2 separate regions of the Mus musculus genome follow, and region 1 is linked to region 2. Evidence: chromatin loops called from intact Hi-C (ENCODE). Cell type or tissue: heart. All regions are shown on one strand. Each heading gives the region's core, and the rest is flanking DNA. Links, peaks and the distances in the headings are about the cores only.

Evidence for each region. Hi-C counts contacts between places; a loop is a spot of excess contacts. Peaks named below come from ENCODE experiments on the same cell type or tissue, not always from the same donor. Only the 100,000 strongest peaks of a DNase experiment are listed, where the experiment ranks them.
Region 1: it touches region 2 in a loop (2.0-fold over the local background); 4 of 42 quality-filtered maps call a loop at or near these places.

Annotation. Positions count from the first base shown.
Region 1 is chr12:73,843,721-73,849,099 of GRCm38, forward strand. No RefSeq gene overlaps it. Among named protein-coding and RNA genes, the nearest start is that of Gm8075, 51 kb to the left of the region's middle. In heart, for the core only: a CTCF peak has its summit at 3,205; a DNase peak (open chromatin) is centred at 3,151; H3K4me3 peaks cover 481 bases; H3K27ac peaks cover 859 bases.
Region 2 is chr12:73,791,064-73,796,442 of GRCm38, forward strand. It overlaps Gm8075 (a long non-coding RNA gene), which reads left to right and starts at 4,580. Exons shown (of 3, transcript XR_381690.1): 1 at 4,580-4,832. In heart, for the core only: a CTCF peak has its summit at 2,875; a DNase peak (open chromatin) is centred at 3,168; H3K4me3 peaks cover 1,032 bases; H3K27ac peaks cover 4,124 bases.

The DNA.
Region 1 (5,379 bases), core at 296-5,295, 53 kb after region 2:
TGTTTCTGTTCTCTCCTTCTACCATGTGAGTTTCAGGGGTTGAGCTCAGGCTGGGTGACCCCTGAACCATCTCACCATCCCAATACTGACTTTTTTTTTTAACATTCATGCAAACGTTAATAATACCGTAATACTTTACGTCTAATCACCCAACACTCTGAGTGGTTAATTCTATGTATCAACTTGGCTGAGTCATAGTGTCCAGACATGGGTCAAATATCATTCTGGATGTTTCTGTGAAGGATATTTGTGAAAGAATTAACATTTCAATTTGTGGCTTTGATGTGGGTGGGTCTCCTCCACTCACACAAAGACTTGAACAGATGAGACTGGCATGTTCAGGACAGTTCAGACATAGACAAGACTTGAAGTGGAATAAAACCAAAAGCAACAAAACAAACAAACAAAAAATCCATTGACCTCCCCCAAATACAAGGAGACTCTGGTAACAGGTGCCTTCAAGCTAGAACTGCTGATTTTGAGCTTGCCAGTCTTCATGACTGCAGGAGCCAATTTGTTGAAATACATCCTACTGGTTCTGTTTCTCTAGAGTACTCTAAAATACCACCATACTTCACAAGTCAGAAGATAACATTTGACAAAATATAAGCCAACATGAGACATAGTTTCAATATTGACAATGCTAGAAAAACAAAAATGATTTGGAGCCAGCAAGAGAGCTCAGTGGGTAGAGAGGTATGTGTTCCCAGGACTGACAACCTGTGTTCCATCTCTGGATCCTATAAAATAACAGGAAAGAACAGAGTTCTGAGAGTTATTATCTGACTTCCAAATGTATGCCATGGCATGAACATGCCTGCACACACACACATAGATAGATAGATAGATAGATAGATAGATAGATAGATAGATAGATAGATCGGTCTTAAGCCAATAGTTTGAAGTTTTTTGGAGCTTAAGAAGCCTAGGCCCTAATTTACTGCTTTGGGTTTTTCAGAAATAGAATTCAGGAATGCATATTTTTGTTAAGCCCTATTCTGTGTCACTGTGTTGGTTAATCTCAATTGTCGACCTGATGAACTGCTAGGCATCCCTGTGAAAGACCTTGATTAGGCTAATTAAGATCAGATGACCCATCCACTGTGAGTGGCGCTATTCCCTGAGCTAAGGTCTTGAACTGTACAAGGAGAAGCTGAGCTGAGCTGAGCGTGAGTGTTCATTGTTCTTTCTCTGCTCCTTGGCTTTGCATGCAGTGTGACTGGCTGCTCAGGCTCTGCCACTGTGACACCTCCACAATGATGGACTGGAACCTAGAGCTATGAGCCAAAATAAATTCTTCCTTCATTCAGTTGACTTCGTCAGGTGTTTTATCATAACAACAGGAGAAGTAACTAAGACCAATTGCTGACTGGAAAGAACTGCATTGTAAGAAACTAGGATGACTTCATACCAGTCTAAAGAGTCAAGGCTTTGCTACAGTAGCAAATAACCCCCAAATCCCAGTGTTCATGCCTCATGAGTCAAGGCTTTGCTATAGTAGCAAATAACCCCCAAATCCAGGTGTTCATGCCAGCTGGGCAAGGGGTTTGTCACTAGAATACTTTTCCTTGAGCTCTGTGCATTAGGTTCCTGGTAAGAAACAGATGACAAACATGCCTACGTAGTAAAGGAGATGTTGCTAGATGAGCTAGTTATAAAGGTGCGGATGAAGGTGAGGATAGCCAACATCAGTGAACAGGAAATAAGGGGAGGCATCACTCAGCAAGAACTGGAGATCTTTGACAGAGGAATACCCCTGTCCCGTGACAACCTGAGAAGGAAAGGTTAAAGGTAATAGGTATCCCAGTGTTCCTCTCCTTTGCCTTCTGAGTTCTGGTTACTTCTCTTCATTAGTGGCAGAGGACAAAAAAGAAAAAGAAAAACTATTGTTGTTGGGTCCACAAGAGGATAAGAGGCAGCCTTCTAAGCCAAAAGCATCACAGAAATCACAGGCCCTGGGCAAATGTGAACTATTTCATACACCCTGGAACCTAGGCTGTCATTTTTTGAAATGTTGTCATTTGACAACACATAAGGAAAGAGAAAAAACATAATGTTGTATTTAACTGCCCAGGAATAATGTAGCCACTTATACTTACATATCATTACTGTCTACTGAGCACATAGCCAAACCTGACTACACAGCGTGAGAGAATAAAATCTTCCTACGGGAAGGGCAAGTTAATACTAATGATAGTAAATGCTCAACCATGGATGGCTGAGGGTCCAGAGAAACACTTGAGGGGTTTATATCTATATATAGATATCTATATAGATATCACACACATACATACATATAATGTTCTGCTCTTTTGGATTTTGCAACTTTTTAACATATGCCTTCTGAAAAAAACTATAAAGAATAGTAAAAACACTAAATGAAGTCTCTATAGCCAACACCTGTCTTTCCTGGTTGTCCATCCATCCTAGCTCTGCATCCTAGTAAAACCATCTCCTGTGGAAACTGACTCTTCCAGGTACACGGTCTCTGTTCCTCCTTCCTTTGCTGCTAGAGCAATGGCTATATGGCCAACTCTGTCTAATAGATTATTTTTCCCAAGGCTATAAATTAGAATCGAGAGGTACAAAGAGGATACTGAACAAATCCTTGCCGGTGATAAATGGTGTGGGGAACGGGACTACACACAGTTCCTAGTGCTGGCTATCCAGAGTGTCTGCCACTCAGCAACAATGACATTACACATTTATAAAACTAATTATATGGCAAGATTCCCATCGATTTTTATTTATATGGGCACTACACACACACACACACACACACACACACACACACACACACACATATATATATATATATATATATATATATATATATATATAATTTGCTTCTTGAAATAGTCTATGTTGCTTGAACCTGAAAGTCCTCAAAGTCCTCATTGGCACGATGTCTAACTTGCCCTGAAAGTAAAAGAACCAGATAAAATGCTCTTGAACTTGCTATCATGAAATACCTTATCAGAATCAACGTAAGAGAGAGATGTGTATTCCAGATTACAAGCTATATACTGGCAATAATGGAGTCACCTCAGGAGCATGAGACAACAGGTCACATTCTGGTCAGGAGACAGTGGACCGAGGGAGGGGTGTGGCTACCAGACCTCAAAACCCTCCCTTAGTGACTCACTTCCGGCAGCAAAGCTCCACCTTCTAATGATTCCTTGGCTTTTCGAATCCGAGCCGACAGGTGGGAACCAAGTGTTCAAACACCAGAGCCTGTGGGGGAACATTTCCTATTCAAACCACTAAATAAGCAAAATGCAATTTAACGTCCCTTCGGCAGTTGCGTACACAGAGAATGCTACTGAGTCGGCAGCCTAATTGCTGCCCAGAGAAGCTGCAAGGTCAACCCAGGCTTTAATGCTATTTTAAGCTCTTGAAAATAAAGGGAGTGTTGACAACCCAGATACAAAGGGTTTGGAGATTATTTTTGTTTAGGTTTTTTTTTTTTTAATTACTAAGATATTGTGAAAGTGCAGTTCTAGTAGAGCAAGCCGAGGCTGTGTATATCCGACAGGGATTAGTAGATCTCTGTTTTCTCATATGAATCAGAGGATTGCTGAAATCCTCCATCGCTGATACTGTTTCTAAACTGGTAAAGCCCAGAGGGAATTCTGTTCCAAACTGGGTAAAGCAGCTCAAAAAAAGGCGCCAGCCAGATAGAGTCAGACGGAATTACCCTGTATTTAGCTTCTCTGTACTTAAGATTCTTTCCCGAAAATGCGTGCTTCCAGATTGCTTCGCAAACCGGAAAGAGGTCATGGTTGCCTTCAGATGACTCCGATAGGGACTTTTCAGCTGCAAGTCACAACCTTTCTCCTACTGCTTTGTGTTTCCTTAAACTCAAGAGCTAAGACTCTGGTGGCCAGAACAGCGTATGAGACAATTCATCAGGCAAGACAGTAGCTGATTACATCTGTCCTCAAGGTGATTGCTCCGGAAGACCAGGCCATCCTCCACTCCACCCAGCCACAGGCAACGGACAGAAGATGTGTTCAGAAGCACACGAAGGCTGTTCTTGAACACCAGTGAAAACTTAGAGTACATGGCTTTAGTGGAAAACCTATTGCTTTTATTCAATTAGACACTTCACCTGCCTTCCACCTTATCCTTATTTTTTTTTAATGAAATATATAATCCCTCATTTAAAAAAAAAATCTTGGAAGGAGTTCAAAATTGAATCCCTTCCAGCTAATGTAACTGAAGTGCTTTGTGGAAACCTTTTAATCACATTTCTCCCGGAACTGTACACAGTTGGAATAGGCAGGCGTTATTTGCACTTCAAATACAGCCTCCTCTCTCTTACTGCCGACTCAGACTACTAAAAATTACAGTCTGCAGCCAAGACCAACGATGAAAATCCAAAGTGGAGAAAGTCATCCTACAAAATTATTGCCCCAAAGAGGGTTGTTTTTTTTTCCTCCCAACGGCAAATTGGGTAAAGTTTGTCTTCTGTGTTTGAACTTTCTAGCTCAGCTTTTCGTTTCTTGGCCCCTTCGGTCCTAGATAGCTCCTCTCCATTTATCAGAAACTCTTTCAACAAGGGATTGACACTACGTACTCAACAGACACTTATTTGAAAAGTAGTCTCCAGCCTTCTTCAACCCGCTGCAAACTGGCCTCTTTGCCTCTTCCTAACCTATGGCTCCTGTACCTCTCACAGACTTTCCCAACAAGCTCCTCTGTCCAAAACGCAGTGGTGGGTGCTCTTCACTCTTGCACCTACAGGAGAGAGGCATTGCAGTGGCTATTTTCAGATCCTTCTTGATGACAGGACTCCGAGTTTATTTGTCTATCCTCAAGAATTTGTCGTAATTAATCCAAGGCAGCCACTACATCCAGTCCTTGGTCCCTTGCACCCTCAGCCATTGATATGCAAGTAGAAAAGAGCTGTGTCACTGAGACCTCAGGAAAAATCTGATAAGGTCCTCTGGGGAAACGTTTCCTCCTTGAAAAGGGTTAAAGCACAGGAGAGAGACTTAATGTCCCAACTCTCCTTACTTTCTGCTCAGGATGTTTTCTGATGCAAACTTCATCTGACTCCTCGGTAAGCCGTTTATCATGCATCCAGTCCCACTTTATTCTGGTACACGCAGCCAAGTGCATCCTAGCTAATATGCCCTGACTCTGTACTCTTGATTGGCAGGCCTCGGTCCCTTAAGGTTCCTCATCTCAGATTGCATGTGTCCTCACATATTTGTATTCCATTGTCTAAGAAACACTGGTGTAAAGATTGGCCCTCACATCTCCTTTCTGCTTACTCCAAGTACTTCCTGAGGAGGGCTCCTACCAGCCCATGATGTCAGTCACCACCCATGGTTTGGCCAGTCACTCAGTCTGCTCCCACAGTCTTCTTCTCGG
Region 2 (5,379 bases), core at 302-5,301:
AGGCCCCAGGCTCTACCTGGGGCTCTTGGAAATATTTTCCAGCTTTTAGTATAGAAAATCATGTGGCTGGTAACTCTCTTGTCTGGAGTTCAAAACAGTAAAAGTAGGTGGAAATCTCCACGGATGGGACGGCAACGTCGGCGCTTGGTTCACTGCGACTCCACCCTGTACCTGCAGAGCCAGAAAGATCTGAGGAGCTTGTAGGTTAATCTCGTGATGAGGCAGCCGTTTGTGCTCCCCTGGAACTGCTGGTCTGCTCTACCTGTCCTGCTGCAGTCTGAACAGGGGACATAAAGACAAAGAGTGCGAGCTGAGGGACTGACTCTGACTTCCTCATAATGCCAACTCCAAAGAAGTCCCTGCAAGCGCTAACTTTGGCCTCGGTTATGGGCCAGAGCCCACGTTTTATATATGTTATGAGGAAACATCTAAGAAGTCCAAGGTCTGAGGAGAGAGATGGAACAAACCTCGGAGGCTTAAAAGTTTTTCAGACTGCTCCCCTCATAGAGTAGGAAGCAAAGAGCCCATGAGGCAAGTGACTTGGCAGGGGTGCATGCGCAGAGACGATGCCGCTGCCTTCCCGAGTCTCCCTCTGATTTCCTGGCTCAGCTCGTGGAGCTTAGGAGAAAGTCGGGATTCTGTCAAGTCCACAGCCTGACTGGGAGAGGGGGTTTCTCAAACCTTAGATGCCAACCCAATTGCTTGGCGGGGTAGGCAAGCACAGATTTGAGGAGACAGAGAACCCCTGAAAAGACGACACCAGTGTCTCCTTAACCAGCTGTTCTCAACCTGTGGATTGTGACCCCTTTGGGGTCGACCGATCCTTTTGCAGGGGTCACCTAAGACCACCAGAAAACACAGATATTATGATTCTTAAGAGTAGCAAAATGACAGATATGAAGTATCAGTAAAGATACTTTTATGGCTGGGGCTCATCACGGCAGGAGGAACTGTATTAAAGGGTCACAGAGTTAGGAAGGTTGAGAACCACTGCCCTTAACCTTTTCCTCTCCCCAGCCTGCCTGTGCTCACTACACATCCTCATCCACTTTTGGTTGTTGAGATGTGGCCCACCCGGCATCCCTCATCAGCCATACCTAGAAACATTAGACATGTAAACTGTCAGACTCCATTCCAACCTACTCAGGTGGTGTCTCCCGACTGGGACCAGCCAATCTGTGTTTGCCTACCCCGCCAAGCAATTGGGTTGGCAGCTAAAGTTTGAGAAACCCCTTCTCCCAGTCAGGCTGTGGACTTGACAGAATCTTGACTTTCTCCTAAGCTCCACTAACTGAGCCAGGAAATCAGAGGGACAAGTCACTTGCCTCATGGGCTCTTTGCTTCCTACTCTATGAGGGGAGCAGTCTAAAAAACATTGTTAAGCCTCCGAGGTTGGTTAGCCCTAGTCTGAAGGCTTCATGTAGCTCAGGCTGCCTAATTGTTCTCCTTGCTGATTATGCTCAACTACACAGGTTGATCTGGGCTGGGCTCCTCCAGATCAGATACTGCCTGAATGTGTGTGTGTGTGTGTGTGTGTGTGTGTGTGTGTGTGTGTGTGTGTGTTCACAGTACTGGTCCATGGCTCAGCTCATTCTCATCTGAAAATACTTAATCAGTTTGGAGAATTAGTCTTAAACAAGGAATGGGAATCCTTCAACTCCAGGAGGACCTCCAGGTGTGATTCAACAGGACTGACCCTGCCTGGGGTCCCTCAGAGGGTGGCCAGACTCCGGATTTGCTCTCTCTGAACTGCTCTGCAAAAGGAAAGTAAATAGCATTCCTCTAAGCATGGGTGGTTCTGACCCAATAAAATTACCTGAAGCAGAGTTTTAATGATGCAGTGTAAGTTTCCAATAGCATACTGTCAAACGTTCAGATTCCGTCAACCTGGGCAGTAGCCCAGTCAGCTATATTGTTTAAAAAATTATATATATGTATATATATATATATATATATATATATATATATATATATATATATGTGTGTGTGTGTGTGTGTGTGTGTGTGTGTATGTGTATATATATATGTGTGTGTGTGTGTGTGTGTGTGTGTGTATACATACATATGTGTGTGTGTGTGTGTGTGTGTGTGTGTGTGTGTATTTCCAGGTAATCCTCATGCAATTTTAAGTTGGGAACTGCCAAACAAATACTGGAATCGGTAAACACGTGTGCTCTCCCTTTTGTAGCCTGCGATGACTAGCACAGCACCTGGCCCTACACAAACACTTCATAAATATTTATTGAGTCAATGTGCAAATGAATTCTTGAAAGTGCAGTCAACCTCGCCTGTTACCTGCAAGCTCGCAAAGACCAACGCAATGCCAGGGGCCAAACCAGGAGCAGCCAGGTGAAGAGTCCTAATCCGGCATCAGGGCAAGGGCGAGAGTGAATGGCGGCGGAAGGGAACCGGGTGGTTTGAATCGTCACTGGACAACAGGGCGCATGCCCTTGAGAAGGTTGCTGCCTTCAAGTGAGTGGATGCCTCTCTGCTGGGACATCCTGGAATCCTCCCTCCAGTCCCTTCTAGAAAAGCACACCTGGTGGGTCACTTCCCTTCAAAGCCCCGCATCACTTCAGTCAACACTCCCTCTGGTCAAGAGCTCCCCTTTGGCCTCCTCCCCAGCTCATCTCTTGCACTGGCCTCCCTGCCTTTTTCCCAGGTCTTACAAGATGCTGGGGTTTTTTTTTTTTCTCCTAGAAACCTCATCCCCTCTGCCTGCAAAATTCATTCCCTGACAGTCCAGCCTCCGCCCTCTCCCCAGCTGGGAAGCCCCATAGTACCTAGCAAAGTTCCCATCTAATTACCATCGAATTACCGAATTAACACAGGAAAAACAAGGTCTGTTCTCCACCCATCAGCCTCCTGAGGGGGGCGGTCAGCTTACAGTGTTCCAGTTTCAGTAGCCCTTGGGATTGCTTCTGTTTGAACAGAGAAACAAACCTGCTGGGTGATTTGGATCTGGGGAAGAACTGGAGTTGGGGTGTGAGAGCCATTCTAAGAAAACAAGGGAAAGCAAAAAGGAAGGTTCCAAGCGATTCCAAAAGAGACCAGAGAAGGAAAGACAGATTAATCTGTTCACCGGGGTCAGAGCTCAGTATCAGAGCCCAGCTCCCATGGTCACATTCTCTCGGGGCAGACTGCCAGCTGGCCCCAGCACGGGGAAAACCCAGACAGTTGCACAAGCCAGGGAGGACTTGAAGACTTCGCTTCAGACTGTGCTCAAGCACCAGGCGCCGGCTGCAGGTGGGAGCCGTGCCCCAGGAGCGTGGGCAGAGGCCTTGCAGCAAGCAGAGCGCTGAGCTCCACTGGGTCAGGTGCACCGCGAGGGCCCGGGTCAGGTGCACTGCAAGAGGCTAGACGGGCGCCTCCAGGCTGGTGCTTGGGGCAGCTGATTTGGCTGTTTGACAAGCTGATGCCTTGATTTGGTCTGACAAGTGGAGGCTGCTGTGAGAAGCAGCCTGAATTTTTGACATTCAGCAAGCTAGAAATAACCAGCTGAGCTCCTGGCGCTGTAGCTACAAATGGCTTACTTTTCCCAGGCAATTGCTGGGTGGAAGTGGCTTCTCCCCGTGCAGACCTGCCCTCCCTTCGAGTATCAGGAGGCCTGGAGTCTCAGATGGACCCAGCTTTCTAACTGCTGGGCTTTAAGGCGAGTCATGTGATTTAAAACTGCTCAGCTTGTGTGTAGAAGGGGCCTGTTGGTAGCTGAGTCCCTTTTGCCTCTTGTAGAAAGTGACTCTAAGTGATTGCTGTCCCTCTGAATTATGTAGCTTGCACTTGATATATACTATCTAGAAGCTTAGAACTCTGAAGATCCACTCTGGGAACGACTTGAAGACCATCCTAATTGAAAACGGTGCTGAGGCTGATGGTCTTACTCCTTTTGGTAGAGTGCTTGCCCAGCACGCAGGAAGTCCCAAGTTGGATCCTCAGAATCATGTAAACTGGACATGGTAGCATATATCTGTAATCCTACCTCTCAGAAGAGAGGAGGCAGGGCGATCAGAGGTGTAAGAGCATCCTCAGTTACTTTGTAAATATAAAGTCAGCCTAGGTTACAAACGACCCTAGAAAGTCAGAGTAGCGGGGAGAGGGTGGGAGAGAGGGAGATGGAGGGAGGGAGAGAGACAAAACGAGAGACAGGAAGACAGAGAGAAAGAGGGAGGGAGAAAGACAGAGACAGAATAAATATGAATTATGGATTCTGTGAGAATCTTTTGAAATCCGTTGGCTCCTCTAAGAAAAATCACACCTCCTAGACACTGCTCACAACTGGGAGATCACTGGCTTACACCACAGACCCTTGTGTTAGTGTCCACCACCTCTCCAGCTCCCCTTGTGGGGGAGGAGATCCTTGTGGGCCTGCAACACGTCTCCAAGGTGTCTCCACTTTCCAGTCCTCACATGCCAGTGTTAGCAGTTGCTCTCCTTTCTTCCTGTAACCAGTCTCCCCCTTATTCTCGAGAGGGAAATGATCCTGTAAAGACTTGTACCGGTATGGGGTGTCCCTCAACAGGGAAAGAGCAAAGTGGAATGCTCTTTAATGCTGCTCTTTTTCCATACCTTTCCCACAAAGCTAGGCCAGGATGGACTAACGTAGGAAGCAAAGCTGCTGCTGCTGCTGCTGCTGCTGCTGCTGCTGCTGCTGCTGCTGCTGCTGCTGCAATACTTCCCACCCTCTTCAGACACCCCTCCACCAGAGGGAATTCTTCACTCCAGTCCGCTCATAGCTACCTGGCTTACACAGGAGCTGTAGAGGCTCACTAGTGCAGTCTTGATGAAATGAACTTCTTGGACAATGGGCAATGGACAACTACAGAGAGGCCCTGGTGAGTGTCCATGCAAGAAACAATGTTAACAAAGGACACTAACTGGTCCACCTTGATTTAATAAAGTGATTGCTCAATGGCAGATCATAAAGCCGTCATAACTTTTCAACCTATTCAGAAAGTGGTTGGGCATCAGCATTACCAGGATATTGGTGGAAATACTGGTCCTAATCTTGGGAATTTAGGGACAGTCTAGGCTATACAACAAGACTTTATCAATAATAAAAATAATAATAATAATAATAGTAATAAATGGTAAGTAAAAAGAAATAAGAAAGATTTAAACTTCAACATGATCTTTTAAAATGCTGATTATAAGTTATGATTTGGAAGATCTCTCCCAAATCTGCGGATCCTGGTTAATACTAGTCTCAGATGTCCTTTGCTAGCCTCTGGGAAAAGCAGAGCAGGGACCAAATTCCCTCCACCAGTGTGCTCTCAAAGATGGCGGCTGTGATCACAATCAGGACCAGCACACCCTTCAGCTAGAGGCCCCAGCCATTTGTTCCAAGCTAGCTCTATTGAATGTTACTTTTCGGTTACTTCA